2 separate regions of the Homo sapiens genome follow, and region 2 is linked to region 1. A link is a loop called in an ENCODE intact Hi-C map of the cell type or tissue named here. Cell type or tissue: adrenal gland. All regions are shown on one strand. Links, peaks and the distances in the headings refer to the core of each region. The heading gives the core; the rest is flanking DNA.

Region 1 (16,179 bases), core at 7,364-9,863:
ACCTGAGGTCAATTTTTTTGTAGAGACAGGGTCTCACTATGTTGCCCAGGCTGGTCTCAAACTCCTGGGCTCAAACAGTCCACTCACCTTGGCCTCCCAAAGTGCTGGGATTACAGGCATGAGCCACTGTGCCCGGCCTGTAACCCCTTTTTATAGATGGGTCAACTGAGTCTCACAAGGTACGAGACCATCCTGGCCAACATGATGAAACCGTGTCTCTACTAAAAATACAAAAAAATTAGCTGGGCATGGTGGCGTATGCCTGTAATCCCAGCTACTTGGGAGGCTGAGGCAGGAGAATCGCTGGAACCTGGGAGGCAGAGGTTGCAGTGAGCCAAGATTGCACCACTACACTCCAGCCTCGGCGACAGAGCAAGACTCCATCTCAAAAAAAAAAAAAAAAAAAAAAGAAAAAAAGAAAATGTATGTGAAACACTGCACAGAGGAGAGGGATTCTTAATATCATGGATGATAATGATCCCTTTTTTCTCATGTACTTTTTTTTTTTAACTTTTAGGTTCAGGAGTACATGTGAAGGTTTGTTACATAGGCAAACTCATGTTACAAGGGTTTGTTATATAGATTATTTCACCACCCAGGAATTAAGCCCAGTACCCAATAGTTGTCTTTTCTGCTCCGCTCCCCGCTCCCATCCTCCACCCTCAAGTATACCCCAGTGTCTGTTTCCTTCTTTGTGTTCTAAGTTCTCATCATTTAGCTCCCAGCATGTTCTTTCTAAACATGTTTTATTTTATATTTCTTTCCAGGGAATTTGGCAAATGCTAAATATCCCCAAAGACAATCACTCACACATTCTTTCAACAAATATTTATGAGCTAGGCTTTATGCTAGGGATAAACAGACAAGGTCTCTGCCCTTAGGGAGTTTTCTCAGTCCCCCTGGGAATGCTTATGCAAAAAGGGGAGTGGGTAGTTGCCCAGTGAAGGAAAGATCTGTGTTGCCACAGCAGTTACTGGTTGGACTAGAAAGTAAAGTTCTAGAAAGGCTTCCCATGGGCCTTGCCACCATGGCCCCTCTTCCACTGGGTCCCTGCAGCACTTGGCCCAGGCCTCTGGTATGGTCCTTATCGAGTTGTATTATCTGTGTCCCTCCCTAGCCCTTCTTTGAGGGCAGGGACCCAGACTCTTTTCTTTTTAGAGACAGCGTCTTGTTCTGTTGCCCAGCCTGGAATGCAGTGGCATGTTCACAGCTCACTGTGGCCTTGACCTCCTGGGCTCAAGTGATCCTCCCACCTCAGCCTCCCAGTGGGATTACAGGCGTGAGCCACTGTGCCCAGCCCAGACTCTTTCTTTACAGCTACCCAGACTAAAGGTTCAATGAAGGGTTGCTGAAGGAATAATCAAGTGGATATACAGATGCTCAAAGAATTCTTCCTTTCAACTCTAACCCAAAAGGAAACTCATGATATTTATTGAACATATGCGGGAGAAAGGAAAGATTACTTTAGCTTTTACCTTATTCCACTGGAAACTCTAAGGTAAATGAGAGAGAAGCTTAGAGGACGGGAAACCTAAGTAAAGCATGTAGACAGATGTTTTCTACAACCAGTGTTGGGGGGGCAAGGAAGGTCCTCAAATGGTTCCATTCAGTCCAACTTAAGTACAAGTGGTGGGAAGAATGGGGTGATTAGCAGTTACTCATGGAGTAGCAAAGCGGCAGATTTCTCCACATGGGCTATGTTGGAGAGGATGCTGAGCAAAGTCTTGGGAGCACAAACAGGAATCCCTTCAGGGGGCTGGTCAGAGGGCGGTGTGCTCTCTGTTGCCCAAAGGAAGTTCTCACAAGTAGAGCCTGGATGCAAGCAATGTATGAGCCCACGAAGTCAGAGGCTGCACAGTCAGTGAGCATGGACTGCAAAACTTTCAGCGGGGTCCCTTTAGGACCAGCCTCTTCATCTCCAGGCCCCACTAATCTCTCTTATTCCTTGTTCTTTGCTCTAGGGAATCTCTTTCCTTTCCTTTCAAGTGAGAGATGGAGGTGGGAAAATATGGCTTTCTTTTATGGTGTTTTCTCCCAAATACTTTGCCCTTACTGAGAATCTTCTTTTTTTTTCTTTTTTTTTTTCTTACCCTTGATGGCCTAGGATTATGAAACTCAAGAGCCAGAGAGATAGATACACATATTTTTTTCAAATCAGATATAATTTACAAACAGTAAAATTCACCTTTGAAAAAAAGGTGGGTGCCGTGGGTCACACCTGTAATTCCAGCACTTTGGGAGGCCAAGGTGAAAGGATTGCTGGGGCCGGGAGTTTGAGACCAGCTTGGGCAACGTAACAAGACCCTGTCTCTACAAAAATAATTTTAAAAATCAGCTGGGTGTGGTAGCTCACACGTGTAGTCCTAGCTACTGGGGAGGCTGAGGCTGGAGGATCACTTGAGTCCAGGAGTTCCAGGCTGTGTACCACTGCACTCCAGCCTGGGTGATGGAGTGAGACCCAGTCTCTAAATAAATACATAATTATAAAGGTGTACAGTTTTACAAGTTCTGACAAATGTACACAGTCATGTATACCTGTCATGCACCACAGTCAAGATACAGAATATTTTCATCACCTCAAAAAATTCCACATGTCCCCTTTGTAATCACCTCTCTCCTCCAGCCCCAGCCCCTGACAATCCTGTTTTCTGTTCCTATAGTTTGCCTTTTTCAGAATGCCATACAAAGCGTTTTGAGTCTGGCTTCTTTCACTTAGCATAATGCTTTAGAGATTCAACCATAATGTCGTGGTTCATTATGGTCGTGGATCAATAGGTTGTTCCTTTCATTGCTGAATAGTATTCCATTGTACGGATATGCCATCATATGTTCACCAGTTGAGGGACATTTGTTTTGTTTCCAGTTTCTGGCTATTCTGAAAAACCTGCTATAAACATTTGTGTACAGATTTTTATGGATATTGTGCCTCCATTTTCATTTCTCTTGGGTAAATTTCTAGGAGTGGAGTTGCTGGGTCATATGGTAAGGCGGAGGTTTAAATTTATAAGAAACTAGGCCAGGTGTGGTGGCTCACGCCTGTAATCCCAGCACTTTGAGAGGCCAGGTAGGTGGATCACATGAGGCCAGGGGTTCCAGACCAGCCTGGCCAACATGGTGAAACCTCGTCTCTACTAAAAATACAAAAATTAGCCAGGCATGATGATGTATGCCTGTATTCCCAGCTATGAAGGAAGCTGAGGCATGAGAATTGCCTGAACCTGGGAGGCTGAGGTTGCAGTGAGCCGAGATTGCACCACTGCACTCCAGCCTGGGCAACAGAGTAAGCCTTTGCCTCAAAAAAAAAACAAAACAAAACACAAAACGATTGCATATTTAAAAGAAGACCTCACCCCTGACCCAAAATTATGTTATTTCTTAATGGCTCTAAAACGTCCTTTGATGGCTGGGCACGGTGGCTCACGCCTGTAATCCCAGCACTTTGGGAGGCTGAGGCAGGTGGATCATGAAGTTGGGAGATCAAGACCATCTTGGCCAACATGGTGAAACCCCATCTCTACTAAAAATACAAAAATTAGCTGGGCATGGCGGTGTGCACCTGTAATCCCAGCTACATGGGAGGCTGAGGCAGGAGAATTGCTTGAACCTGGGGGACAGAGGCTGCAGTGAGCCGAGATCATGCCACTGCACTCCAACCTGGGCAACAGAGTGAGACTCCATCTCAAAAAAAAAAAAAAAAGGCTGGGTGCGGTGGCTCACGCCTGTAATCCCAGCACTTTTGGAGACCAAGGTGGGTGGATCACCTCAGGTTGGGAGTCAAAATTAGCCGGGCGTGGTGGCACATGCCTGTAATCCCAGCTACTCTGGAGGCTGAGGCAGGAGAATTGCGTGAACCTGGGAGGTGGAGGTTTCGGTGAGCCGAGATCTTGCCATTGCACTCCAGCCTGAGCAACAAGAGCAAAACTCCATCTCAAAAAAAAAAAAAGTCATTTGACATGAAGAGTCATTTAATCCTTTTGAGGAGTCATTTTGTTACTTTAAATCATGTCACTCCTCACTTCATTAGCATACAAATTTGCTGTTTATTTATCTGTCTGTTTTGAGATGGGGTCTCACTCTGTCACCCAGACTGGAATGCAGTGGCACGATTTTGGCTCATTGCAGCCTCCGCCTCCCTGGCTTAAGCAATTCTTCCACCTCAGCCTCCTGAGTAGCTGAAACCACAGATGTGCACCACCACACCTGGCTAATTTTCTGTATTTTTGGTAGAGACGCGGTTTCGCCATGTTACCCAGGCTGGACTTGAACTTTTGAGCTCAAGCCATCCACCTATCTTGGCCTCCCAAAGTGCTGGGATTACAGATGTGAGCCACCATGTCTGGCCAATCTCCCAATTTATAATCTGGGCTATTTAGTTCAAGGCTCCAGTGAGACTATTATGACCTCTCAAAGAGGCTGCTGAACCAGCATCTAGAAAACTCAAGCCTGAATGGAGACTACAACCTCCTCCTTCTGCCTGAGTATTGAAAGAAAGGCATTTCTTCCAGCTGTGTATGGGACTGTCACAATGGGGTCTCCGTCTACCCAGAGTTGCTTTCTTACACACCCTGTGTAGCCAACGGAAGGAGCAAAACATCCGGCAGCTTACTCTGAGGGTCTGTGCGTCCCACTTCCTTTCCTCCAAGGGGAAATTGCTGCAACAATCACCAGTCACCTCTGTTTGACCAAATTTGAGAAAGAGCGAGGGGCAGCAGGGAATAGACTGGTGGGACTTTTGAAGAATTCAGGTAATCTGCTGACTGGTGGGTAATGCTTACTTTTCGTTTCTAGGCAATAAATAATGACTTACAAGCAAAAGGCTACTCCCTAGTTTCAGACACCATCTGGATCCATTTCCCCCAAGGCCTAGTATACAGTGTGACCCAGTACGATGGCAAATGTAAAGCCTGCTGAAATCGAGTGCCCATGTTTGAGAACCAGACTCCAGACATTTGGTTCAAAAAGTGATGGTGACACAATGGGGTCAAGTGAAGCTGTCAGGAAAATAGCTGCTAATAATAGCTCATTTGTATTGAGCACTCACTCTGTGCCAGACACCAAATGTTCCATATGTACTTTTTGGTTTTTTTGGAGACAGAGTTTTGCTCTGTCACCTAGGCTGGAGTGCAGTGGTGTGATTCTGGCTCACTGCAACCTCTGCCTCCCAGATTCAAGCAATTCTTATGCCTCAGCCTCCCAAGTAGCTGGGACTACAGGCACACGCCACCATGCCTGGCTAGTTTTTGTATTTTTGTAGAGACTGGTTTTCACCACGTTGCCCAGACTGGTCTCCAACTCCTGAGCTCAGGCAATCTGCCCGCCTCAGCCTCCCAAAGTGCTAAGATTACAGGCACTCTTAGAGAATGAGCCACTGCACCCAGCCTACATGTACTTTTTCATTAGCCTTCACATTAACCCTCTAAGGTAGGTCCTATTATTAACTCAGTTTTACAATAAATAAAACAGAGGCTGAGATGGTGACTTCTTTTTTTTCTTTTTTTTTTTTCAAGAGATAGGGTCTTGCTCTGTTGCCCAGGCTGGATTGCAGTGGTGCAATCATAGCTCACTGCAGCCTTGAACTCCTGGGCTCAAGAAATCCTCCTGCTTCAGCTTCTTAAAGCACTGGGATTACAGATGTGAACCACCATGGCCAGCCTGGAGTCTATATTTTAACCACCAGATATTCAGCCTCCAACCCAAGCCCCACTATAGCAAAAATCCCCAGGGAAATAAGTCCAACAAAGGGAAAATGTGAGGACAAAGTGTTTCCAAGATTTCAGAATCTACTTCGAAGATCAATTCATTTTAAGAAGCCATTTATTTATTCATTTAACAAATATTAGGCTGGGCACAGTGGCTCACGTTTGTAATCCCAGCACTTTGGGAGGCTGAGGCGGGTGGATCATCTGAGATCAGGAGTTCGAGACCAGCCTGCACAACATGACAAAACCCTGTCTTTACTAAAAATACAAAAATTAGCCGGGCGTGGTGGCGGGCACCTGTAATCCCACCTACTTGGGAGGCTGAGGCAGGAGAATCGTTTGAACCCGGGAGGCGGAGGTTGCGGTGAGCTGAGATCACGCCACTGCACTCCAGCCTGGGCACCAAGGGCAAAACCCTGTGTCAAAAAAAGAAAAAAATAAATAACAAAAAGCCAAATATTTATGAACATGTACAGATGCTGAGGATACAACAGTCACAACATAACTATGGTTCCTGCCCTCACAGACCTTATATTCTCTAAGACGGACAGTTTGTAAAGAGAAAATTACAATAAAAAATAATTTGCTTCATCAGAGGGCTGAAGGGGTGGTGTCAGAGGAATAGGTGCCTATATCTGATTATGAGTGTGAGGAAGAGCTTCCCAGGGGGCATCTTCAGAGCTGAGTCTCAAAGAATTTGTGGGAATCACCAAATGGATATGCTGTGTGTGTGTGTATGTGTGTGTAACACGTGTGTGTGCATATGCACAGGGGTTGCACAGAAGAGAAAAGGAAGAGGCATTGTGGGCAGAGGGGACATCTGGCCCAGTCCTCAGACCTGAGACTTCAAGTGCATCTGGTATGCCTGGAACACAGAGTTCAAGGGAAACAGCAGAAGAGAGGATCAGGCCACACAGGGAGGTTGGCGCCAGGTCTTGAAGGGCCTTGTAAGGTGTTTAGGTTTTAACTCATAGGCATCAAGAAGTCATTAAAGAATTTCAAGCTTGTTTCCTTACTTACGGGGTGGGGGGAAAGGATTTTCGAGCGGAAGCATGACGTTGTCAGATACACATCACATTTCCACTTGGACAGTTATGGAAGGAAGGACTACAGAGAGGCACAGAGGCTGGATGGAGGCGAGAGGTGATTGAGGAGGATGTAGCAATAATGCAGGTGAGAAAAAGTGAAATGCCTAACCAAGGGCAGTGCCCCTGGGGACAGAGAGGAAGAAACAGATAAGGAAGGCAGAGCCATGGGAGTCAAGGGCTGTTTCACCACGAGGTAGTAGCTTGGTTACCTCACAGGCTATGGCTCCACCCAACACTTCCTAGCAGCGAACTTGATCATGTTGCTTAACTTTAAGTCTCTCCATTAGTAAAATGGTGATAATAATGGCACCTACAGCACAGGGTTGTGGCAAAAATCAAATGAGATCCGTGTGCTTAGCACAGTGTCTGACACCGGAAGTGCTCAGCTACTTTTCTGTTTTTATCCTTTAGTGAGAGGAAGGGAGGGCTGTAGCCTGGGTCCCAAGTTCCTGGCCTGGGTCATCGCGTGGATGTGCACTAGGTTGAGGGCAGACTCCTGGAGAAGGCTGCAGTACTAAGAACATTGTGAGCTGATCCTCATGGGCCACGACTAAGATTTGTTGTACTTTTTAGCTATGGAAGTAACGAATGATGCTTCTGAATAGCTCCAGCTTCTCTAGAGGAGGAGGAAGACATGGAATAAGTAATCTCTCCCAACAATCCCATCTAATTTAAGCATCACCATCCTCCCAGTTTACTAGGTTCAAAATCCAGGAGTCAGCTTTGATTCCTCTCTGTCAATACGCCTCACCCATATCTAACCCCTAGGCAAGTCCTGTTAGCTCTGCCCCCAAAAGAGGTCTCAAATCTGACGGGTTTTCATCATCTCCAATGCTACAATCTGATTCAAGCCACCATGTCTTGCCTGAACTCCGGCAATAACCTCCTTATCTGGTCTCTTCACTTCCACTTATGCCCCTTATAGTACATTTCCAAGAATAGCCACAGTGAGCTTTTCAAGGTATAAAGCAGACCTTGCTGCTCCTCTGCAATCAGAATGAAACTCAGAATCTTCAAGGTCCTACATATTCTGTCTGTCACTCGCAGCCTCGTGACCACAAGCACCTGGACATTCTTTCTGTGCCTTGAACACATCAAGCTTGTTTCTGCTCAGGGACTTTGTACTGAGGTCTCCTTGTTGGGAACAAGCCCCCCAAAATCTGGCCATAAACTGGCCCCCAAATTGCCCATAAACAGAATCTCTGCAGCACTGTGACATGTTCATGATGGCCACAATGCCCACGCTGGAAGGTTGTGGGTTTACCGGAATGAGGGCAAGGAACATCGGGCCTGCCCAGGGCGGAAAACCGCTTAAAGGCATTCTTAAGCCACAAGCAATAGCATGAGCGATCTGTGCCTTAAGGACATGCTCCTGCTGCAGGTAACTAGCCCAACCTATTCCTTTATTCTGGCCCATCCCTTCGTTTCCCATAAGGGATACTTTTAGTTAATCGAATATCTATAGAAACAATGCTAATGACTGGCTTGCTGTTAATGAATACGTGGGTAAATCTCTGTTGGGGCTCTCAGCTCTGAAGGCTGTGAGACCGCTGATTTCCCACTTCACACCTCTATATTTCTGTGTGTGTGTCTTTAATTCCTCTAGCGCAGCTGGGTTAGGGTCTCCCTGACCGAGCTGATCTCGGCACTCCTCGCTTAGGATGGTTTTTCCTTGGGTTCTCTCATACCTGGCTCTTTCTTACCCACCAGGTCTCTGCTCAAATGTTGGCCCTTTCTAGCCCCACCTCACCCCTTCCTCCTCCAGTCACTCTTTATCTATTACCTTGTTTTATTTTCTTCATATCACTTATCACCATTTCCTTCCTTTCTTCCTTTTTTTTTTTTTTTTTCAGACAGGGTCTCACTCTTTTACCCAGGCTAGAGTGCCGTGGTACAATCCTGGCTCACTGCAGCCTCAACCTCCTGGGCTCAGGTGATCCTCCCATCTCAGCCTCCCTAGTACCTGGGACTACAGGTGTGCACCACCTCACTCGGCTAATTTTTGTATTTCTTATAGAGACAGGTTCTCATCTATGTTGCCCAGCCTGGTCTCGAGTGTCTACACTTAAGTGATCTGCCCACCTCGGCCTTCGAAAGTTCTGGGATTACAGGAATGAGCCACTGCACCCAGCCCTTTCCTTTTTCTTTCTCTTCGTCTCTTTTTTTTCTTACTTTATCTCTACGTGTAAGTGGTTTCCACAAGGAATAAGACCTTGTCTCGTTGCCTGTATATCCCACATGCCTTGAATAGTACGTGGTACATAGTAGGTGCTCCATAAATACGTTTTTTTGTTTTTCGTTTTGTTTGTTCGTTTGTTTTGAGATGGAGTTTTGCTCTTGTTGCCCAGGCAGGAGTGCAATGGCAAGATCTCGGCTCACTGCAACCTCCACCTCCCAGGTTCAAGTGATTCTCCTGCCTCAGCCTCCCGAGTAGCTGGGATTACAGGCATGTGCCAGCACGCCCAGCTAATTTTGTATTTTTAGTAGAGATGGGGTTTCTCCAGGTTGGTCAGGCTGGTCTTGAATTCCCGACCTCAGGTGATCTGCCCACCTCGGCCTCCCAAAGTGCTAGGATTACAGGAGTGAGCCACCGCGCCTGGCCATAAATATGTTTTTGAATTGATAATTAAATGACTGAGTGAAGTAATTACAATAAAGCATATTATCACGCAGTACAGCCATGGCAGCATTTGAGATGGCTGTTCAACTGTGTATTGGAAATATTTCCATCTGTCTGAGATTTACTTTTTATTTCATTTTAAGTTCTGGAAATATGCTTACCCATATCTGAGATTTAAATTCAATCCTGCCTGATAGTAAAAACTTGGACTAGACTTTTCTCAGAATTCTTAGCAATCTGGGATTCTGGGAGCCATGCCTTTTCCCAGGTCCCAAAGTGTTCTCCTTTCACCTGGTTCGTAGCAATCCCCAGATTAAAGTGCTCCTGTCAGCTGGGCACGGTGGCTCACGCCTGTAATCCCAGCACTTTGGGAGGCCAAAGTGAGCGGATCCCTTGAGGTCAGGAGTTCGTGACCAGCCTGGCCAACTTGGTGAAACCCCCATCTCTACTAAAAATACAAAATTAGCCAGGCGTGGTGGCGTACGCCTATAGTCCCAGCTACTCGGGAGGCTGAGGCAGCAGAATTGCTTGAACCCAGGAGGCGGAGGCTGCAGTGAGCCGAGATCGCACCACTGCACTCCAGCCTGGGCGACAGAGTGAGACTCCGTCTCAAAAAAATTAAAAAATAAAAAATAAAAAGCTCCTGTGGCCAAATGGTTGCTGAAATGGAAACCTGGCCACCATTCTTAATGGAGCAATCAGTCACCTTCATAAAAGGCACTGCCAAAATTCTACTCAGATTGTTTTATAGTTGATGTCATAACAAAGACTCCCATTCGTGGAGTACATATGACTTCCATCCATCTTGCATGCCTCCTAGCTAATTGCTGTGCCAACTCTGCGGGAGTAGATGTTATCCTCCTCCTAATCTTGCATGTAAGGAACCTGAGGCCCAGAGAAGCCCTGTGACTTGCCTAAGGTCACAAAGCTGATAAAGAAGGAGCTAGGATTCATCCCAGGTCTGTTTGGCTGCAATGTCTGGGCTGCTTTCACAACAATCTCGGGGCCAACTCCTTAACTCGGGGCAGATGGCCTGATAGCCACCTAGCTAATGCTAATTTGGGAAAACAGTCCTGAGATAAAGAGTTATAGAAAGCAGATTCTGTAATCAGCCTGCTGGCCCAGGAGGAATGGCAAGTTTTATCTCCTACAGATCAGAACTATTTGACTTGCAGAGATTCAAGGCCAGGATTGTAGGGTCTCTAGAGAAAAGTGTTTTCAGGCTGGGCACAGTGGCTCACACCTGTAATCCCAGCACTTTGGGAGGCCAAGGCGGGTGGATCACAAGGTCAGGAGATTGAGACCATACTGGCCAACATGGTGAAACCCCGTCTCTACTAAAAATACAAAAATTAGCCAGGCATGGTGGCGGACACCTATAATCCCAGCTACTTGGGAGGCTGAGGCAGGAGAATTGCTTGAACCCAAGAGGCAGAGGTTGCAGTGAGCAGAGTTTACCCTACTGCACTCCTGCCTGGTGACAAAGTGAGACTCTGTCTTAAAAAAAAAGTGTTTTCAAAGACAGTATGTCCATGTCAGATGTCATGCAAGGAAGAGCAATGTCCTCACAGAGAAGAGAACATGCTAGGGGACAGGACAAGGTGCTAGAAAGGCCCTGGGAAGGAGGAAAGATGGATGCTGAGCATGGGGCAGAAAGGGTAAATGCATCCACAGCAGGAAACTTGGAACGAGGGTTCTGTAGCCCTTGCTCTCCTTCCAGAATGCTGTTTTTTTTGGGAACAGGGTCTCACTCTGTCACTCAGGCCGGAGTGCAGAGATGTGATATCGGCTCACTGCAGCCTCAACCTCCTGCGCTCAGGTGATCCTCCCTCCTCAGCCTCCGAATAGCTGGGACCACAGGTGCGTGCCACCACTCCAGGCTAATTTTTGTATTTTTTGTAGAGATGGGGTTTCACCATGTTGCCCAAGCTGGCCTCGACCTCCTGAGCTCAAGCAATGCTCCTGCCTCAGCCTCCCAAAATGTTAGGATTACAGAGGTGAGCCACCATGCCCAGTCTCCAGAATGCTTTTTACTGCACCTCTGGCTGAAGTACCTTTTCATTCTTCTCAGAGCCTTTCACTGAGAGAACTTTTAGCTGAGGAGAAAGAGGAAATCCCAAGTCCTTAAATGTCACCTTCTCAGAGAGGTCCTCCCTCACCTTCTCATCTAAATCAGACACCTTCCCCTCACCACCGTTATTCTCTATCACTGTCCCCAAGTACTTCTCTCAATAGCATTGCTCACAATTTGCAATTATTTATGTATTAATTTTCAAGTTCTTTGTCTGGCTCTTCCCCTAGGGCAGAGACAATCTTGTTTTATTCACCAATGTGCATTCAGAACCTAGAACAGTGCTGGCACAAGGTAAATGTTCAAAAACTATTTGCTGAGTGGCAGCAGGAGTGAATGGTGTTAGGGTAGCTGATCCTTAAATTGGGCGGTCTTTGTGGCATGTAAATAAGTGATGGTGTAGGCTGGGTGTGGTGGCTCATGCCTGTGATCCCAGCACTTTGGAAGGCTGACAGGGGAGGATCACTTGAGGCCAGGAGTTTGAGACCAATCTGGGTAATGTGGCGAAAACCTGTCTCTACAAAAAATTTTAAAAAATTATCCAGGCATGATGATATGCTCCTGTAGACTCAGCTACTCAGGAGGCTGAGGTGGGAGGACCACCTGAGCCCAGGGAGGTCAAGGCTGCAGTGAGCTGTGTTTGCACCACTGCACTCCAGCCTGGGTGACAGAATGAGACCCTATCTCAAAAAAAAAAAAAAAAAAAGACAGCGTTCTCATCCCCCTCAACATCTGCCTGTAGGTAGAACCCAGGTTAGAGTTAACACAAAGGACACAAGGACCACTCTTTTGCCTACTGAGGTGAGGGGAATTCTGGGCTGCCTCTATGGCAATGAGCCCAAGTCAATTCAGTGCCCGCTCTCTCCTCTGCCACAGAAGCCCCTAGTCAGCTGGGGGCAATGTTGGGTGAGGGTAGGTCATGGGGGGGCTGGCCCCACTTTGTGCTGCCAGCAGTGCTGGCTGGCTCCCATCAGATATATGTGAGCTCTTGGCAAGCAAGAGGGAAGAGAGCTGTGGCAAGAACAAAGTCCGACCCCACCCCCACCCACCCCAGACTTGCAGGCTGCTGAGGGACGCCAACTGGGACTGGGCTAAAGAGACCATTATTTGTCATCTAATAATCAGGTGTCTGGGGGCAGGTTATTTCTCAGCAGGTTGAAAAACAGGGCACCCATGATATTTTGTTTCTCCTTTGGCCTTCCTGATAGCAGGGTTCACCCAAAGGCCTGGCTGACCTGTTTCTTTTAAGGGGGACCTTGAAATATAGATAAACACCCAGCCTCATGGAAGCCCTTCTGTACCCTCGGCTTGCCTGTGTTTTTCATGGTGCCATCCTTTGTTTATGAACTGTGGGACTTTTTTGTTTTTTGTTTTTTGTTTTTTTGAGATAGAGTCCCCTTTTGTCACCCAGGCTGGAGTGCAGTGGTGCGATCTTGGCTCACGGCAACCTCCACCTCCCGGGTTCAAGTGATTCTCCTGCCTCAGCCTCCCCAGTAGCTGGGACTACAGGTGCCTGCTACCATACCCGGCTAATTTTTGTATTTTTAGTAGAGACGATGTTTTGCCACGTTGGCCAAGCTGGTCTTGAACTCCTGACCTCAGGTGATCTGCCCACCTCGGCCTCCCAAAGTGCTGAGATTACAGGCATGACCCACCACGCCCAGCCTATGAACTATGAGACTTCTGAGAACTGTTAACAGGGAGGATAAATGGAGCCAGGAGACGCCTCACTTTGGCTTCAGTGGAACCTGTCACGGTCCAGATTGTGCCACTCTTTGGAATTTCTGAATGGTATGAATCCAGAGGAGAGAAACAACGTTCTGTTTGTTCTCATGGGCCCTCATACCACAGACGTTTACATCATGGGCCTGCACACTGAGAGGTGCTGGTCATGTTTTCCCACCAGTGTGAGGGGTTTGGATGATCTTGGCTTGTCCTCACATTTCCCCATTTTTTATTTTTTGAAAAGAGAAATTAAGACAGTTTATTGATCACTTACTATACTCCAGGCACAGTACTTGGCATACTTTTTAAAGTTGTCTCATTTCATTTGCATTAAAATCATTTCAGGATATATTATTATCCCTTTTATATACATAAGAAGATGGAGGTTCAGAAAAGTGGAGTAAATTTACTAAGCCCTCTCAGCTCAGAGGCTAAGTGAGAATTTGAACCCAGGATGTCTGGCTCCTAAACCTGTATGTTTTGCCCATTCAGGGCCCACAAGGGATGGGAAGTCTGGAACAAATTACCGGGTGGCCTGACTTCATTGCTTCTCAGTATGATCTAATGCTAAAGCACGTTTAGCTTGTTTGCCTTTCCTGGGGAGAAACAGAGAAAGGGAAGAGGGGTGAAGTGAAAAAAAATTATTTATTTTTTGCTGGGGTTCAATCTGGTCTCAGCATCCCATCCCATCTGGACAATCTGATCCTTTTTTTTTTTTTTGAGACAGAGTCTCACTGTATTGCCCAGGCTGGAGTGCAGTGGCTCGATCTTGGCTCATTGCAACCTCTGCCTCCTGGGTTCAAGTGATTCTCCCACCTCAGCCTCCCGAGTAGCTGGGATTACAGGCACCCGCCATCATGCCCAGCTAATTTTTGTATTTTTGTAATGATGGGGTTTCACCATGTTGGCCAGGCTGGTCCTGAACTCCTGACCTCAGGTGATCCGTGATCCGCCCACCTTGGCCTCCCAAAGTGCTGGGATTACAGGTGTGAGCCACTGCACCTGGCCCTGAGCCTCTTTAAGTAGGCCACAGTGTTACTGTCGTGACAGGGAAAAGGTGACACTGGAAGGGGCTAACCCCAGGTTGGCCTAGAACTGGCCGTTCCAGTGAGCTGAGGGGTCTGCATAATTGGATAAGATAGCCACACTTTTTCAGTCCTGCCCAAGAATATCTGTGAGAATAAAATGAAAGTTAGCCTGTGTCCATGTCTCCTGCCCTAAACAAAAGGAAGCTCAGTGAGACAGAACCCCCAAAGCAGTGACTTGTCTTGCAGGCCAATTACGTTGTCTCCCCAGCCTCTCTGCAGCTGTTCTGGCCTCTGCTTTCTGGGATGGAGCCTCTGCTCTGGGGGCCCTCCACAGCCCAGCTCCAGGAAGGTGACTGCTTCCTGGTTTGAGACGTATTATTAAACTGTAATCATACTGTGCATGGAGTCAGCCAAAGCAGTGGCTATTAATAGGGAGGTGAAGAATGCTGACTCAGAAGGAAGCTGACTTAGGCTGGAAGGGAGAGCCCGGCCACCTTGGCCTACAATTCTCAGCAGGAGGTCAGTGAGAGAGACCTGAGCTCACTTCGTTCCTGGGCAGGAGTCAGCATTATCTGGATTTCTCAACTTTGGAAATAGAAACCCGAAGCAGTCCTGATCAAAGGGATATTGAGCTGTCTTTCCCAGGTCCTTGGGGAGTCTCCGAGCCCGGAGTACTGATAGCTTAAATAGCTATGACTCAGCAGAGCAGCAACTCTTCCCTCCCGATGTCATGAGTAGATGAGACTTGGAAAGGGGCACTGGGACTCCATTTCCGTGACCTCCCTCAGCTGAGAAGCCTGTGCTGAGCCAGCCCTTAGCTGGCCGGACAACCCCCATTGGCAGAGACACCCAATTAGGGAGATTCTGTTTCTGGCTCCTTGGAGGTGACCATTTTCATTTCAGGTGAAGGGCCACGGTAAATGAAGGGCAGGGTGCAGGAGGGCCTCACACTGTGGAGAAAGGACATTTTTAGCAATTTCTGTCAATGCCATGCATTTCTCAGAGAGTTCAGACTTTAGCCGTCTGGTAGACTCCCCATCGTCAGGTAGCTGGAAGTAAGACAGATCCCCGAATCTGGCCCAGGATATGCCCCGGAGAAACAGGACTGCCCCTGGATGCACAATAGCCCTCACTCTGCAGCAGCCACCAAACAGCCTTCACACGTGCTGCTTCAGCTCGTTCTCACCAACCCCAGCAGGTGGGTGGTATCAGCCCTCTTAGCGAGGAAAACAGATTTCAAAAAGGTGAAGTGAGTTGGTCATACAGCTAGCAGGTGACAATGACGAGACTAAAACCTCAGTCTGTCTGCCGCCGGAGGAGAAGCCAGGCATGAGCTGCCCTTGTGCCCCTGGCACATGCCCATCTGTGCCACTTCTACCTAGACCCAGGTGTCCCCGACTTTGTTGCTACCCCAAAGCTCACACTGAGGCCAGGGTAGTGAAGATCTGGTGTGTTGGGTAGGGGGTGCTGAGAGGTTGGGGGAGCGCTATGTCATTCTCTCGCCTTTCTATCAGGTGGGTGGGGATGCCGAGGTATGTCTTCTCAAACTGGAAGATTCATTTTGGTTCCTGGATCTCCGTAGAAGGAGGTTTGGATGGAGGTAGGATGTGGGAGGTGTTTTCTCTTCCTCCCTAAAAATACTTATTAAGCACCTCTTGGTTTCAGCTCTGGGCAGCCTGGGTGCTTTCAGATTATAGAACAATTTCATGACACCATGGATCTGGTATTTTTCTCTGCTGTTTTTCACATAGTCTTAATATAGTTTTACCTGATAAGAACTATCCACATGTGTATATCTTTTTAGAGTTCTAAGATAGCATAATCCACATACTTAGATGTACCTATAAAATATCTTTTTACAGAATAAAGGGCATGCTATTAAGGAATGACTTTTCTTCCACTGATTGTCATGTGGATCACTTCCTGAACCTGAAGGAGGTTCTGGAAC
Region 2 (16,179 bases), core at 6,418-8,917, 83 kb before region 1:
TTGGCGTAGGGTTTTGCTTTGTGGAGTAGTTTGATCTTTGGGTATTTTCTTGTAAAGGCAATTGGGATATTTCAGGATAACAGAAGGTAAGCAGTTTTAGTCTTTGACGGTGTAGAAGAAAAAGAATGATTAGGTTTTGAAGCCAGTTGGATCAGGGTTCAAATTTCATAGCATCAGTTCCTTTTTAAAATGAGGGAAATATCTATCTTGCTGGTTGCTTTGAGGATTAAATATAACTAGATAGAAGATAAACTGCTCTGCACACAATATGTGCTCAATAAATGGTAGCAAATGTTTTGTTAAAGCATTCAGGAAGCCCAAGGTACAACCCTCTCTTGTTAACAGTCTGAAAGGCACAGAATCAGCCACTTTCATGACTGAAAATAAGAGACTTGGACAGGGTTCAGAGAAAGCATTTATTGTACATAAAGAAACAAAGCACTGTTACCATAATCTGCGGAAAAATGGCATCAGGCCCTCTTCTGTGATGTAATGTTGTGGGACTTTACTGGAGTGAGGTTTGGAGGGGGTATGGTGAGACCTGTGAGGAGCAGCTCTCCCTCCTACATAGGCAGAGCTGGCCATTTTCCCAGGTGGTATGGTAGCGTGAGAGCCTGTGGCCTCTAGCCTTCAGGAAGTTTCCATTGTATTGTGATTTTTAAAATGTAGGTTGTCCCTTTTATATAGAATAGCCTGAAGTTTCAAGTTTAATGTTATCATACTACAAAGTAAGACTTCTATCTGTTGATCAGTATACTCTGAGAACAGATCCTATCAATTTCTGCTTGGATTCCCACTGGATTCAACTCAGATATAAACCCTTAGGGAGGGCCTACCATGTGCCAGGTGCTGAAAATACAAGGACGATCTGATAAGGTTCCAGCCCAAGAAGGACTGGCAGAGAGGACAGATAACTGATAACTCTTAATTGGGAGTGTAGAGTGTGGGGTGATGTAATGGAGCTCTGAGTAAAGTGCTATGTAGGGTACTAAGAAAAGGAAAATTAATTTTTCTGGGGAGGCTACGGGAAATTCCTCCACAGAAGTGATACTTGATCCAATCTTTGGACTGAATCATCAGGCAAATGGATTTGAGATGGGATGAGAGGAAAGGGCTGAGGGGTGGGGAAGGGGGTAAAGGAGAGAACAATATTCCAAGTGAAAGAAGCCGCAGGGACAAAGATATGAGGCAGTAGGCACATTCATGCATTTGTTCAGATAGTCACTCAAAAATTTGTTGAGTGCTAGTCACTGTTCTTGGCACTGGGGACACAACAGGAAGCAAGACAGACAGGTCCCTCTGATGTTTACACAGAGTTTACACTTCAGAGCTGGATGGGACCAAAAAAAAAAAAAAAGCACAAAGAAATGAAAAAGATTATTTGAGAGAGTGATATGTATTATGAAGAAAATAAATTGGGGTTATGATAGAAAGGGGGCATGGCATGTATGAATGGGTAGTCCTCCTCTCTGGAGGAGGCTTTTTTTTTTTTTTTAAACAGAGTCTTGCTCTGTCTCCCAGGCTGGAGTGCAGTGGTGTGATCTTGGCTCACTGCAACCTCCGCCTCCTGTTGAAACGATTCTCTTGCCTCAGCCTCCCTAGAAGCTGGGATTTCAGATGCCCGCCACCATGCCCAGCTAATTTTTGTATTTTTAGTAGAGACGGTGTTTCACCATGTTGGCTGGTCTCGAACACCTGACCTCAGGTGATCTGCCTGCTCTGGCCTTCCAAAGTGCTGGGATTACAGGCATGAGCCACTGCACCTGGCATTTGACCTCAGAACCAAATGGTGAAGAGGCAGCCTTCTGGGGGCAAGGTATTCCAGGTGGAGGGGATGGCAAATACAAACACCCTACAACAGGACGAGGAACAGAAAAAAGGCCAGCTTGACTGCAGCAGTTTGAGCAAAGGACAGATGGTGGAAGACCAGAGAGGTTGGCAGGCCTGGTTACTAGGGCCTGTGGGCCACCAGAAGGAGTTTGTTTAGAAGTACCATCTGGCTGCTGCACAGAGAATGGGCTGGAAGCAGGGAGATCAGTTGGGAAGCTGCTGCTTATTCTAGGCAAGAGATGTTGGTGGCTCCAACCAGGGTGCAGCAGCAAAGGCAGATGTGTTCACAGCAAATACATATTTGTGAAGTGAAACTGACAGGACCTGTTGATGAACTGGGGGATGGCGGGTGAGGGGAAGGAAGATGTAATTAATTATTTCAAATTAATAATGTGAAGGTTGAGAGGTTAAGTAAGGTGAACACATAAAAGTGACTCTGTTCACAGCAGCAGTAGCACCAATATGGCAACAGCGGGAAGATGGGATTAGTGAGAGGTTGCTGGAAAATAATTCCGTGAAGGCTCTGGGAATGAATGAATTTGGCTTCACACAGAGGAGACAGAGGTACTGTTCCATTGACAAAGGCAGGCTGATAATCTGTGAGGCCAGGAATCTCTCAAACTTTTACCAGCAAGGGTTTTTGTTTGTTTGTTTGTTTAAGCCTTGGCTGACTCTGAACAGATCTGTTTATTTCTCTCTCTCTCTCCATCTCTTTTTGCTTTCCAGGATAAACATCTGTCTCATTTCACCAACTCTCCATTGGCCTCAGCGTCTCTCCTCTCAGTAGATTCTTCAGAATACTATCATCCAAGTCAAGCAGGGAATTCTGCTCATAGTAGGCACTGAGAAAATGTATTGAGGGACAATTCAAGTGCCCCCTCTGGGTTCAGAGAAGTTGCATCTATTACTTTGTTTCACTTACTTCATTGTTTCACCTCTCCCTTCTCCTTTACCAGCTCAAAATGCTTGGCTCTTTTTGACTGGGAGGAGGCATGATCAGGCTTAACACTTTTTTTGTTATTGGCCGGCTGGCTGGTTTTATTGTCTCCTGACCCTAAGGTCTGGGGCCTCTTCCAGTCCCCTGCATACACACAGCAGGCCTGAAGGGGTCCTCAGAGCTCCCTCTGAAACCACTGTATCAGGCTAGTCTTCTTTAGCTAACGTTATCTTTTATTTAAACAGAAACAGTAGCCACCAGTCTTGTTACATAACATACCAATATCCTAGGGTGTTAAACTAATTCAGCATCTACTGTTAGGAAGTGGTGATGTGGCAACACAAATATTCGCTCACACAATATTGCGGAAACGTTGTAACAAACATGACTTTCTGGCCCTACTTAGAATTTCAGAGCTGGAAGGGACTTGAGATCATCCTATTTCAACCCTCCTTGTTTTAAACTGTGGAAACCTAGGCCTGGAGAGACAAAGAAACTTGCTCAAGAAGCAGATCAGGGCGAGACGGCAAGCTCTTACTAATCTAAAGAATCCATCACATCTTAGATTAAGGATTAAATGCTAAACAGTTCTTGTTTGTGATTCCTCTCATCTGAAAGCATTCCCCCCCCCCCCCCGTTTTAGACTCTCCAAACTAGTCAGTTGTGAACCAGGACATAGCCTTTGTTTACACTGAAACTGCAAATCTGAGGCTGATATGTCAGCCCCACAATACTGAGGTATTTGGGGTGTTTTGTTGTTTTTACTAACCTTGGTGACTGGATTCACATGCAATAGATATTAACTGAATACAATTTGGTTGACCAAGCATATTTTAAAAACAGCTGGGTGGAGATGCAGGTGAGCCAGCATTCTGGGTGTACGTGCAAACCAGTGTGTGGAAGGCGGAGAGTCAGCTGCACCTCCTGCAGCACCTCACATCCTGATGGCTGCACAGTAAAACACTAGTTTCCTTGGAGGAAGAGTTCCCAGAGGAACTGCGGAACCCCAGTGTCTTGAGCGAAAGGCAGGACCTGCTTTGTTCACCTTGTCCGTGCCAACATTCTTTATCAAACTGTCCTGTTTTCCTGCTGGGAAACTGCCCCACTCCACCCACCTGGTGCCTCCCTGGTTTCCTGACTGCCACGAGGTTATTTTTTAACCTGCTCTTCCTTGAAAAGCACCACCCCGGTGACCCAGAACGTGGACTCCTCCCCTCTGGTCACTCGGACCATCCCACTCTAATTACCGTCATCTGCCTCTGAAAGTCATGGAAAATTAGCAGCAATGGGGCGGTCTTCAATTCCACTAAGCCCCTTTCGTACTTTTAATTCGCCGAAATTACTAGCAGGGCAGAGAGAAGAGGGGAAATGCCTGGCTTCTGAGCAAGGCATGGGTGGGCTGGGTGCAACTAGCACTATCATTTTCTTTTAATTTTATTATTATTATACTTTAAGTTTTAGGGTACATGTGCACAATGTGCAGGTTTGTTACATATGTATACATGTGCCATGTTGGTGTGCTGCACCCATTAACTCGTCATTTAGCATTAGGTGTATCTCCTAATGCTATCCCTCCCCCCTCCCCCCTATCATTTTAAATTCAATTACCCGGGGCCTGAGGGCCACTTCTGGTAACTTAGGCTATGGCTTAGGGCGAGGTTTAAAACGTAAGAAAGGAATGACTATCTTGAGCCTCCAGGGAGATGCACTGCAAATCCCCCCGCCCCAAAATACAACCCAGGTTCTGGGAATCCCAGCCCTGCCCTGGGGACAAACCCCAAACTCAAATAAACGGCCTCCTCCTAGGCGCTGAGAGCCCACCCAGCTTTGGCACTCTGGGTCCCTGCCCTCCGGCAAGTTGCCGGGACGGGCGGGACCCTAACCAGCCGCTCTCCCCTAGCCCAGGCTGGGCCGGGCCGAGGGGTGGGGGAGTGGGCGGTCGGGGAAGCGGGGGGCGGAGTTCCGTCCTCTGATGATTGGCTCTGCGCGGATGGGCTGCGGCTGCGCCCGGCCAACCCGCGGCGTGTTGCTATGTGCTGAGCCGAGGGGATAGGTGCGGGGGCGCGTCCATCACGGGGTAGCCCCCGGCCCGGACCCGGAGGGATGCGGAGTGGCGGCCGCGGCGGTGGCGGAGACTGTGGCTTTAAGAGCGTGCCGGGAGCCCGAGCCCCAGCCGGGCCGCGCTTCGCCGCTGCGCACCCCAGCGGAGCCAAGCCCCACGCTGGCCGGACAGGGCCGCCTGTCGCCGGGTAAGTGCACCGGAGTGCGGCGCGGGCCGGGCGCGCGTGGGCGTGGGGCGCGCTGTCAGCTCGGGCTCTGGGTCCCCGGCCCCGGCCTCCGGACTCCCCCGGCCGGGCCTGCGCGGGGTTGGGGGTGCGGCGCCCTCGGTTCCGCGTGGGGTCCCCGTGGGCGCCGGGGACGGGGAGCGGCCGCCGGGCCACGTGACCGGTTTGTTTACAAACACTGCCGGGCCCGCGGCCGCTCGCGGAGGGAGCCCAAGGGCGCGGGACCCCCGGCCGGGGCGGGAGACGCGCGCCAGGGGCTGGGCGAGTCTGCGGGGCCAGGTTTGGGGCGGGGGTGCGGAGCTGGAATCGCCGCTTCCTCCTCCGCGTCGTCCCCATGGGTTCGGACTCCATGGGGTCCGGGTGGGGCTGGGGACGCCCTCCGTCCTCTCGTGACGCCGCGTTTCCCTCGGAGAGTCCTGGGGACACTTAGGTCCAGGGGCGCCGCCCTGGGGGCCTTCCACTGTGGGACTGGGCGCCCTCGAAATTTCTCGGAGCGCGTCGTCTGCCCCGACCCGGGTCGAGGTAACCGCAGCCGAGTTCCTCCCTGGCCGCGTCTCGGCGCCTCCCCGGTGTCCTTGCCAAGGGGGTGGGCGCGAGGTCCTGCCCGACGGAACGCGGGAGCCTCTGCCGCGAGCGCCTCCCCGGAGCTGGCGCTTAGGGGCGGCCCCGACCTTTCGCCACTTCCAGTTCACCCTGCTTGGCCGCCGACCTCCTCTGGTGTCTTTCCCGGAGTGGTGGGCTTTTCTCCGGTCTTGGGGGCGTGCGGGGGTGGGGGACACCTGTTCTTCTGGACTTCTTGTCCGGAAGATTGCTACCTCTGCCTTCAGTCTTAGCTGCGAGAGTTTAAAAAGCCAGGTGAGCGAGTGTCTTGTTTTCCTCCGCTTGGAGCGGAGCTGCACCCTCGCCCGCCCCCCAGTCCCGCCGCTGTGAAAGGCCCCAGAGAACTGCTCCGAAGCTTTGCTGGGGTTTTTGCTTTCTGGCCTCCTTGCTGATTTGCTGTCCTTGCAACTTGGGAGGCTCTTGAGTGAGTCCTTGCCTTTGGTGAATCTGAAGGCTAACGAGACAGCTGTCTTTTCCTCCCTGCCCTTCCTTCCTTGTTCTTCCTTGTTCCAAAGCATTGGGCAAGAAGGGTAGCGGTCAGCTTCCCTGTGCCTCACAGAGCATTAAAGATGCAAGAAGTTCAGTAAACCGCCTCACTGGCTCTGGGGTGGGACTTGATTTCACATGGTTATTGCTCCCCCGTGCTTTCCTGCCTCTGGGGGCCACAGGGCCTATGAATGGCTGAGTCTTGCCTCCGGTGAGGAACATTTTCATTCTTCTAAACTGTGTTTTGAGTGGCTGCAAGTTCTTTTCCCCAGAAACAGGCCCAGCCTGGGGAGAGCTGTGCAGACTTCCCCCTTGGCACCATCCCCTGTCCCCAGCTCCATGATAGGATCTCAGGCAGGAGTGCAGTGGGAGCCTCATCCGCTTCCTCAGTTGGGCTTTGCCGCCGCAGGTTAGCATTCAATGACAGCATTTCTTGGATCTGTCTTGATATTTCTGTGCTTGAACCAAAATCAAGAAGCTTAGAGTTAGGGGTGGAAAATGGAAAATAAACACCATGCGCGAGAAAACTGTTTTCCTTCTTCCCTCTAGGAGCATGGTTTTCAGACTTTGAGTGGGACCTGCACTGCATACAGGTCTGTAACTGAAATAAGTTTCAGAGAACAATAATTACCCTTACTCCCTGCAGTGTGCTCTGTTTTAAAGGTTTTTTTTTCTACTTCATTTAAAAAAATCAACTGCTGGTTATGACCCATTAATTTGATTTCCTGACCAAGCAGGTCCTGACCCATAGTTTGAGAAGCATCGCTTTAAGGCAGAGGTCCTCAAACTTAAATGTGTATAAAGATGACCTGGGTAGTGTTTAAAAATAGTTTGTCAGGCTACTCCGCAGATGTTTATTTTCAGTGGGCCACAGGAATCTGCATTTTTACCAGGGGACCTATGAGATTGTGATGCAGGTGCTTGATAAGAGCCCCTGATCTAGTGGGAACTGGAGGCAGTGAACAATGAAAGGTATTAACTTGGCTCTGAAGTGCAGTCAGGTATGTGACCCCATACTCTGCAATCCCAAAATCACTCAGCTGCCAATCACACTAGCTTAGGCTTTGAAAAGTCTAAGGGCACAGTATTGTTTGTTCTCAACTGCCATGAAGCAGTTGGCTTTAAGAGACTGGTATCCCTCCCTCTCCACTCCAGCCTGTTTGAGGGCTGCTGCACAGTGTTGTGTACCAGGAGATGTTTCTAGGTGTGTGGGGGTTGGAGATGTGAGTAGTGCCGATGAGTTGCGTGAGTTGCTGTGCTGTTCATAGATTATGTGAATTCTTCATTGTCGTAATGATTTTCACGGTTTTGAGGCAGCCACACAGTCATTGTGCCTGGGAGATTCACAATTGGCCAGCTGAAGAAGAGGTTGATTTTGTTTAGTATCCGTGTATTCCAGACTGCATAGCCTCGGGGGAAGGCAGGCAGGTGACTCTTTTTATTTGGGGGGGGGTGAGGAGTCAGGAGTTTGTCTACCATCAGGTCTTAATAAGAGGCACAAGTTCCCATACCTCCTGGGCTACCCCAGTCCTGGTTACTTCCCATTGTGATGGCCCAGTCCCTGTGTGCAGGCGAATCTTGTTAGGCATCCAGTTTCTGATGCTGTTATCTGCCTTCAGGCACAAACACACACACACACACACACACACACACACACACACGCCTGATGCAGCCACAGGTTAGATTTTTCCCTCTTAGTTATTGTGTCCAGACATATTGGTAGGATACATTTATTTGAATTAATGAAAGCTGCGATTTAGCTTCAAAAAGGACTCTATCCAAATTCAACTTCCACTGTAGCCCTTCTTGCTAAAGGTGTGCCTTATGGGAGCATCAAGCGTGGGATTTTAAAAATTAACTTTAATAATGTTCAGTTTGGCCAAGCAACTCACATTCAGAATGTTTAGTTTTGAGCATATGGAGAAAAGAAAGCAACAAAAGGATGGCAAGGGATAAGATGTCCCAGGATTGGAAAAGCCAGAAGGAAGAGATGTTGAAGTGAGATTCAGATGGAGGATGTGATCAATTCCCATTGTAAATTACCTTGGCATTTCCTTAGGGTTTGTCAGGCAAACCACTAGGTGCTCTGACAACTGCATTCCCCTGAGCATAAAAAGGTATAAAGTTTTGGAAAAGGAAGAAGCATCATTTTCAACTTGAGCCTGTAATGATGGAAAGCCAGCCAGGGCCTGCAGGCTAAAGATATTTTTTAGAGTTGTTAGTTTTCAGTGACATTGTCCTTAACAAAAGGTGATACACTTGAGTCTGTGAAGTATTGTACTGCCTGAGTTTGTTTACCTGGGAGCTGTGGATATAGCACTGGAGAGCTTAAAAGTAAATCAGAATTTGCTATTCTCTTGTCGCCAATTTGCCAATGGCTTCCCATTGCCCTTCAGATATAATCTAATTCCTTTCCTTGTAGGCACCACACGGCTTGTCCTACTCCCCCATCTTCTGCCTCATCTCTTACCAATCCCCAACCTGTCCACTCTGCTTCTTCCTGCTTGAGAAAAGCTCGCCTTTCTGAGGTTTCTGAAACATGCCATACTTAGGTTTGTCATAGGGCTTTTCTACTGGTAGTAACTCTTTCCAGGATTCTTTCTCCAGATTTTTCTTTTCTGTTTGAGACAGGGTCTTGCTCTTGCCCAGGCTGGAGTGCAGTGGTGTGATCTGCTCACTGCAACCTCTGCCTCCCTGATTCAAGTGATTCTCCTGCCTCAGCCTCCCAAGTAGCTGGGATTACAGGCGCACCCCACCACGCCCGGCTAATTTTTGCATTTTTAGTGGAGACGGGGTTTCACCATATTGTCCAGGCTGGTCTTGAACTCCTGACCTCAGGTGATCTGCCTGCCTCAGCCTCTGACAAGTCTTGGGATTACAGGCATAAGCCACCGTGCCTGGCTCTTTCTCCAAATTTTTGCGTGGCTGACTCTCACTTGGTTCTCAGAGCTACTTCCTGACGGACCAGTTATCTAGAACAGCTCCTCCCTTCTCTGCCCCTCAGCCTCTCTTAATCCCCTTAACTTTATTTTCTTCAAAGCACTTTAATACCGTCTGGAAATATATTATCTACCTGTTTGCCGACACGGAAGCTTGAGAGCTTCTCTGTCTTGCTTGCTGCTGAAAATGCTTGGTGTGGAGTAGACACTGGATAAGTATTTGTTGGTTGAATGCGTGAATGACCAAGAGAACCAAGGTTTAGAATCTCTAGAGGAGGAAATATACTTTAAGAGGAAAAGATAATTCTCTTTTTCTGGGATAATATAGTATGCTCTCAGAATTACTTTCACTTGCACTATTTCTGCTTTTCACAATAGTTTTCATTCCTTTATTCCATTTATAGGTTGGCAAAGCCTCCAAAAGCTCCATTGTTATTTTGTTGTCATTAATAATAAACAACTCTTACCTACCCCAGTAACCTTATTCTAGGCCTCGCTGTTTGTTTTCTTCTAACAAATGTTAGCATTTCTATCAGTAATCACATTTCATTAATACCAGGAGGCACTATATGTGGGGCTAAGAGCCTGGACTTTGGAATCAGAAAGACCTGGATAATTAGCTCTGTGACCTTGGCAATCTACTAAAATTCTCTAAATCTTTGTTCCTTATTTTTAAAATGGTACTAATAATAGTTTGCATCACACGGGACTGATGGGAGGATTAAATGAGACTGCAGGGGAAACCAGGTACAGAGCCTGGCACCTAAGCACTCAGTGCTAGCTATTAATAACAGCACTAACATTAATAGGTGGATTCCCCTCTCTCTGGCTCAGAGGAATCCATTCTCAATCCATTGATTTGGGAGTGGACAGTGTGTGGTGGGGTCAGAGGAGGACTTCTTAATATAAGTAAGTAAAGACTGAAAATGCCACTTACATCTATTTGAACTGGAATGGAATTTAGAAACCATGTATTCGCAAGCTGACTGCTGCCCAACACCCACCTGGAAGAAGTAACAGTTACAGAAGTTTTTGGAAGGACGAGTTTTCTATCTGCTCCTGTGGCGATTCTTGGTTTTAGACTTGATTAGGCTGGGCCATCTGCATGTGCCATTATGTCAGCCCCTCCGTTGTTATTTTTACCGAGTTGGGCTTCAGTGTCTGCCCTTTGCTTTATGGAAGGACACTGTCAGAAATAGCTTTATATAACTTGTTACTGTAATTCTTATAAGGGTTTATATTGTTGAAGACTAGCTACAGATTCAATGCCCCCTTTAAGAAGTTCATGGGAGAAATTCTTTTTTTTTGTTTTTTTTGTTTGAGACGGAGTCTCGCTCTGTGGCCCAGGCGGGAGTGCAGTGGTGCAATCTCGGCTCACTGCAAGCTCCGCCTCCCGGGTTCACGCCATTCTCCTGCCTCAGCCTCCCGAGTAGCTGGGACTACAGGCGCCCACCATCACGCCCGGCTAATTTTTTTTGTATTTTTAGTAGAGATGGGGTTTCACCGTGTTAGCCAGGATGGTCTCGATCTCCTGACCTCGTGATCCGCCCGCCTCGGCCTCCCAAAGTGCTGGGATTACAAGCGTGAGCCACCGCGCCCGGCCGGGAGAAATTCTTTTAGAACCTAATGTCTCTGAAAAGCTTTGCCTCTCCTGAAAACCTGGTATGCTTTTTCTTTTGTGGAAATTGGAAATTTATAGCATGATAAATGCTATAAATGCTATAAATGATAAATGCTTTTTGCTTTGGCTACCAGGAAGTACAGAGTGAAATTTGTGGCTTGATTTTAGTGACTATGTAGGGCCCTGCATCCTAATTTTTTCTAGTGTTAACCTTGTAATTTTTGTTTTCTATTAATTAGGTATATACTGGGTTGGGCATTAAAGTCTGTTTAGGTGTTAACATTTTGGAGATATACACACTGAGGTTCAAACAGACAAAAAGGACTTGCTTTAAGACATAGTGCTAATTAGGGCAAAGCGGAAGCTATAAACCATACCTTCTGTTTCCCAGACCCAGGCCTCTTCCTACTGCTGCGCATTCTGGAATAATACCAGCTCCTCATCTAAACCCTAAATAGCCCATGTCTCCATTCTAGGCAGAGTCTACCTTCTCTCTGAAACGAGACAGAGCAGCATTCTGCTTGCGAGGTGCAGCAGTGCCACCTGCATTCCTGTTACCTGGATGGCTCAGCAATACCTGGGTCTCCTGAGCTACAGAGGAGTCAGCCCTCCCCTGTGGTCTTAAAAGCAGTGTGTCTAGACTGAGTGGCTTTGATTCGAAACTGGATTGCTGGCTCCATGTGAGCTTACCCTCCAGTGTCTGGAGTTCCTTTGTCTGTTTCTCACTGGGAAAGGAAGGCTTGACATCCAGTTGGCAGATGGGTGCCACTGAGGCTCAAACATGATCTTCTGGGTGTGAATGGTGACCAAGTTCAGTTGCACCAGAGAAAGTGGCTTTGTTTTACCTGATACGAAATTTTTAGTTCTAGGAAATACTGACCTTTCTAGTGATTGGTATTTTGTTTTCTCAAGACATTCTGTTCAGGAGTACCTGAGGCAAATAAGTGTAGGCACGGAACAGATCCTGCCCATCAGGAATATTTTGATCCCTATTTTTGAGATGGATTGGTGAAGAATGAAGAGGATTTACACATACAGAAACATTCCATGGGGAACAGTTGTGCAGAGGCACTGAGGTGTGAATATAAGAGGGAGTGTATGGGGAATGTTCAGGAAGCACGTGAGATGGGGAAAGAGGGCACTGGGATGTAGTTCTCAGCTACCATGGCTGCAGATAGAGCACTCCGTGGGAGTGGACTGTGACTTCCTTCACAGTAAGGGTGAAGAGCACTGCACAATGGCTAATTGCCTCAGATCATAGGCGTCTCCAGGAGGGAGGCTATCTCTAGGGATTCTCGAAGCTGGCTGCCTTAAGAATTCATCGTCCTGCTAAAGGCCTACAAAATCAGAATTTTCAGGATGGGGAATTTGTAACAAAAACAAGAAAATAGTAACAACCCCTGAAAAACTGTTTCCCAGGTTCTTCTAAAGCAGCCAACCCCACACATGACTGAGGTCTGGAAACCACTGAGGTCGTGCTTGATCCCTCTGGCAGGAGCTACCAAGCAGCCTTGGCTTTTGGCCCCCTTGCCCTTGCTCTTTCTGTTTTTGCTTTTTCCTTTGTGTTGCCCCTACACGTCATCCAGGATATCTGCGCCCCCCACCCCCACCCCCACCCCAACGCCTTGTTTCTTCTTTTACCACTTCGGTCTTTGTCTGTTGGGGGTCCCTCCCTACATTGACCCATTGCCAAATGAACCATAAGAGAGAAATGAATTAACTTTCAGGACAGGTTACGTTAATGGTATGAACGTGCACATTACATAAACCTAAATTAAATAGGGCTTGCAGTTTGTTTTGCTCGCGGGGCTCTTTTTTTCTGTTAGGATTTGAGGAAAAGTTATCCCCACACTTAACTGCAGCCTTAAAGCTAAGTGCTTCATTAGCAGAGAGGTACAACAAGAGCTGAAAACTCCCTTTTTCTTGTGCCTAATCTGTTGTCCCACCTTCTGGCTCAGGTTATTCCCATCCCTCATTTGTTTTCTCCCATTTCGGCAATTTAATGTTGAAGCATTGAGCTGAGAGTCTGAGGGTGTTTAGAGAGAACTTGACGTCTTCATTTTGCATTATGTTGAGTTGACTTAGACTCTCCCATTCTGCTTGAAGCTCTGGAAGGAATTCAGGGACTGAGAATACACTTCCTCAGACTCTTCTCTGGCTGGTTTGGGGAGGAAGGATCTACTTGCAAGGGACGGGGGATTTGAATCCTGGTTTTGGTCCTCTCTAATTGTGTGATCTTGGGCAAATTGTTCCTTTTTCTGTGTCTGGAAAGCAGGGGTCATCATCATAATGCCTGTCTCCCTGGGTTGTTGTGAGGATTAATTGAGATATGACCCCTCATAGACGCATAACAGGGAATTAATAAATTGTAGAATCCTGGAGGTTTATCTGCAGTTGTTCCAGGGTCTCTCTCCCAAACTGCCCCCACTTCCTACCTTCCTCCAACCAAGGCTTACTGAGCTTTCTGAGCTCCTCTTGCCAAGCTTTGGGCTGCGTATGAGGGCTGATTAACCAGACATGGTCTCATGTCTGATTAACCATGGCCAGGAATGGTTTGCAATCTAGTGGGAAGTCTGACTGAGAAACAACTAATTTTGTGGAACTTTTTTTTTTTTTTTGAGATGGAGTTTCACTCTTGTTGCCCAAGCTGGAGTACAATGGTGTGATCTCAGCTCACTGCAATCTCCACCCCCCCAGGTTCAAGCGATCGTCCTGCCCCAGCCTCCAGAGTAGCTGGGATTACAGGCACCTGCCACTACGCCCGGCTAATTTTTGTATTTTTAGTAGAGACAGGGTTTCACTACGTTGGCCAGGCTGGTCTCGAACTCCTGACCTCAGGTGATCCACCCGCCTTGGCCTCCCAAAGTGCTGGGATTACAGGCGTGAGCCACCGTGCCCAGCTGGAACTTTATTTATTTTTTTTTTTTGAGACAGAGTCTTGCTCTGTCGCCCAGGCTGGAGTGCAGTGGTGCGATCTCAGCTCACTGCAGGCTCCGCCCTCCAGGTTCACGCCATTCTCCTGCCTCAGCCTCCCAAGTAGCTGGGACTACAGGCACCCGCCACCTCGCTCGGCTAATTTTTTATACTTTCAGTAGAGACGGGGTTTCACCGTGTTAGCCAGGATGATCTCGAACTCCTGACCTTGTGATCCGCCCACCTCGGCCTTTCAAAGTGCTGGGATTACAGGCGTGAGCCACCGCACCCAGCCGAACTTTTTTTTTTTTGAAATGGCGATGTCTTGCTCTGTTGCCCAGGCTGGAGTGCAGTGACGCCATCTCGGTCACTGCAACCTCAGCCTCCTGGGTTTAAGTGATTCCCCTGCCTCACCCTCCCAAGTAGCTGGGATTACAGGCGTGTGCCACCACGCCTGGCTAATTTTTGTATTTTTAGTAGAGACGGGGTTTCGCCATGTTGGCCAGGCTGGTCTGGAACACCTGACCTCAGGCTATCTGCCCGCCTCAGCATCTCAAAGTGCTGGGATTACAGGCTTGAGCCACCGCACCCGGCTGTTTTGCGGAACTTTAAAAAATTAAGGTGGCCGGGCGCGGTGGCTCATGCCTGTAATCCCAGTACTTTGAGATGCTGAGGCGGGCAGATAGCCTGAGGTCAGGTGTTCCAGACCAGCCTGGCCAACATGGCGAAACCCCTGTAATCCCAGCACTTTGGGAGGCCGAGGTGGGCGGAGACCATCCTGACTAACAAGGTGAAATCCCATCTCTACTAAAAATACAAAAAATTAGCCAGGCGTGGTGGCTGGTGCCTGTAGTCCCAGCTACTCGGGAGGCTGAGGCAGGAGAATCGCTTGAACCCGGGAGGCGGAGCTTGCAATGAGCGGAGATCGCACCACTGCACTCCAGCCTGGGCTACAGAGCGAGACTCCGTCTCAAAAAAAAAAGGCCAGGCGCGGTGACTCATGCCTGTAATCCCAGCATCTCCTGAGGTCAGGAGTTCCAGACCAGTCTGGACAACATGGCAAAACCCGTCCCTACTAAAAATACAAAAATTAGCCGGGTGTGGTGGCGGGTGCCTATAATCCCAGCTACTTGGGAGGCGGAGGCAGGAGAATTGCTTGAACCTGGGAGGCGCAGGTTGCAGTGAGCCAGATTGTGCCATTGCACTCCAGCGTGGGCAACAAGTGCGAAACAACGTCTCAGGAAAAAAAAAAGTTATATTAAAAAGGTAAACAGGCTGCGTGCATTTGCTGGACCTCAAAGGATCAGAGGCACGTGGTGGAAGCACTTTTAAGAAGGAGGATTGAAGGAGAACAGGGACTTCGATTCTTGTTAAAATCTATCTGCTATTCCCATTCAGAGAAGAAACCCAGAAATGTGCTGTAGAGTGAGTCTCCTCCCTTTCCCACCCCACCGCCTTTCCTCTCCCTCAGTAAATGGCACCACTGGATGACAGTTTAATAATTCCCAGAACAAAATAACTTCCAACTTTGGGCTGGCGATGGCTGGGTCTTTAGACATATAAGCAACCTTTTGAAAGTGCCTCTTCCCTTTTTTGCTCTTCAGTTTTTAAAAAGTTCAATTTCCAAATTCCAATTGCGGAAAGGCGGGGAGCCCAGCCACAGATGTCAGAGTCTAGAGTTTTGGATTTATTTGAATTGGGAGATTAAAGTCAGAAAGCCAAAGGCATGCTGACAGCTGAACAACAGAATTGTATTGGCAGATTTAGGATGGGTGGTTTGTAGCTAATTGGGGCCCCAGCTGTGCCCTGGGGGACCAGCAGTTTAAAGAGAAATCAAGGTCACACAGTGCCCAAAGTCTACAACACATTCATGTATTCAGCAGATATTTGAATGTGGGAAACACAGATGACAATCAAATAATCACCTCAGTAAAAGTACAGCTGTGGATAGTGCTATATGTGTGGCATAGGGGAGCCTGACTTAGTTGGGGCTGGACGAGGCCAGGGGGAGGGTTCCCTGGTGCAGTAACTTCTGAAGATAGGCCGTATCTCTTACCCTATTTTCCAAGACCTTCTTTTCTTCCTAGATCTTGTAAATGGCTGTTTTTCATTATACTTTAAGTATAGCCCTGTCTGGGGACAGAAAGATGGACCAGATTTTTCTCTGGGTCACAGATCATGGGAAAAATCTATTTGTTTTGTTTTAACCAGGATTATCATCTCTGAGCATGATCAAATACAAAAGGAAGGACTGGTGTTGAAGGGCGGCAGTCTCTTGGGGCTGGAGGAAAAGGGCACATTTGGCTCTCTCGTCTGCATAGTCAAGGCAGGGTTGAGGGATCCCTTGCCTTCTTGGTTTGAATCAAGTCTGACACTTCATTTTTTTGTGACTCATTCTTGCCTGGGGTAGCAGTTCAGACTGTCCTGGGGGTTTTGTGGGGACCACCTTGGAAGAAGACTCCTAGGTTGGAACTCTAAGCTTTTCACTAGGGGTCTGGAAGTCCCTGCCCGCCTGGGAGGGTCACTTGGGAAGCTAACCCAAGGGAGCATACACAGACTGTGTGAAGG

Evidence for each region. Peaks named below come from ENCODE experiments on the same cell type or tissue, not always from the same donor. Only the 100,000 strongest peaks of a DNase experiment are listed, where the experiment ranks them.
Region 2: it touches region 1 in a loop (3.0-fold over the local background); 35 of 110 quality-filtered maps call a loop at or near these places.

What each region holds. Positions count from the first base shown.
Region 1 is chr17:59,408,628-59,424,806 of GRCh38, forward strand. No RefSeq gene overlaps it. Among named protein-coding and RNA genes, the nearest start is that of MIR4729, 51 kb to the left of the region's middle. RefSeq lists a silencer at 7,718-7,767. In adrenal gland, for the core only: no CTCF peak of the experiment used is centred there; no DNase peak of the experiment used is centred there.
Region 2 is chr17:59,326,809-59,342,987 of GRCh38, forward strand. YPEL2 (yippee like 2) reads left to right here and starts at 4,847. Exons shown (of 5, transcript NM_001005404.4): 1 at 4,847-5,016. RefSeq lists a silencer at 4,613-5,132 and an enhancer at 5,343-5,904. In adrenal gland, for the core only: no CTCF peak of the experiment used is centred there; a DNase peak (open chromatin) is centred at 7,629; H3K4me3 peaks cover 756 bases; H3K27ac peaks cover 385 bases.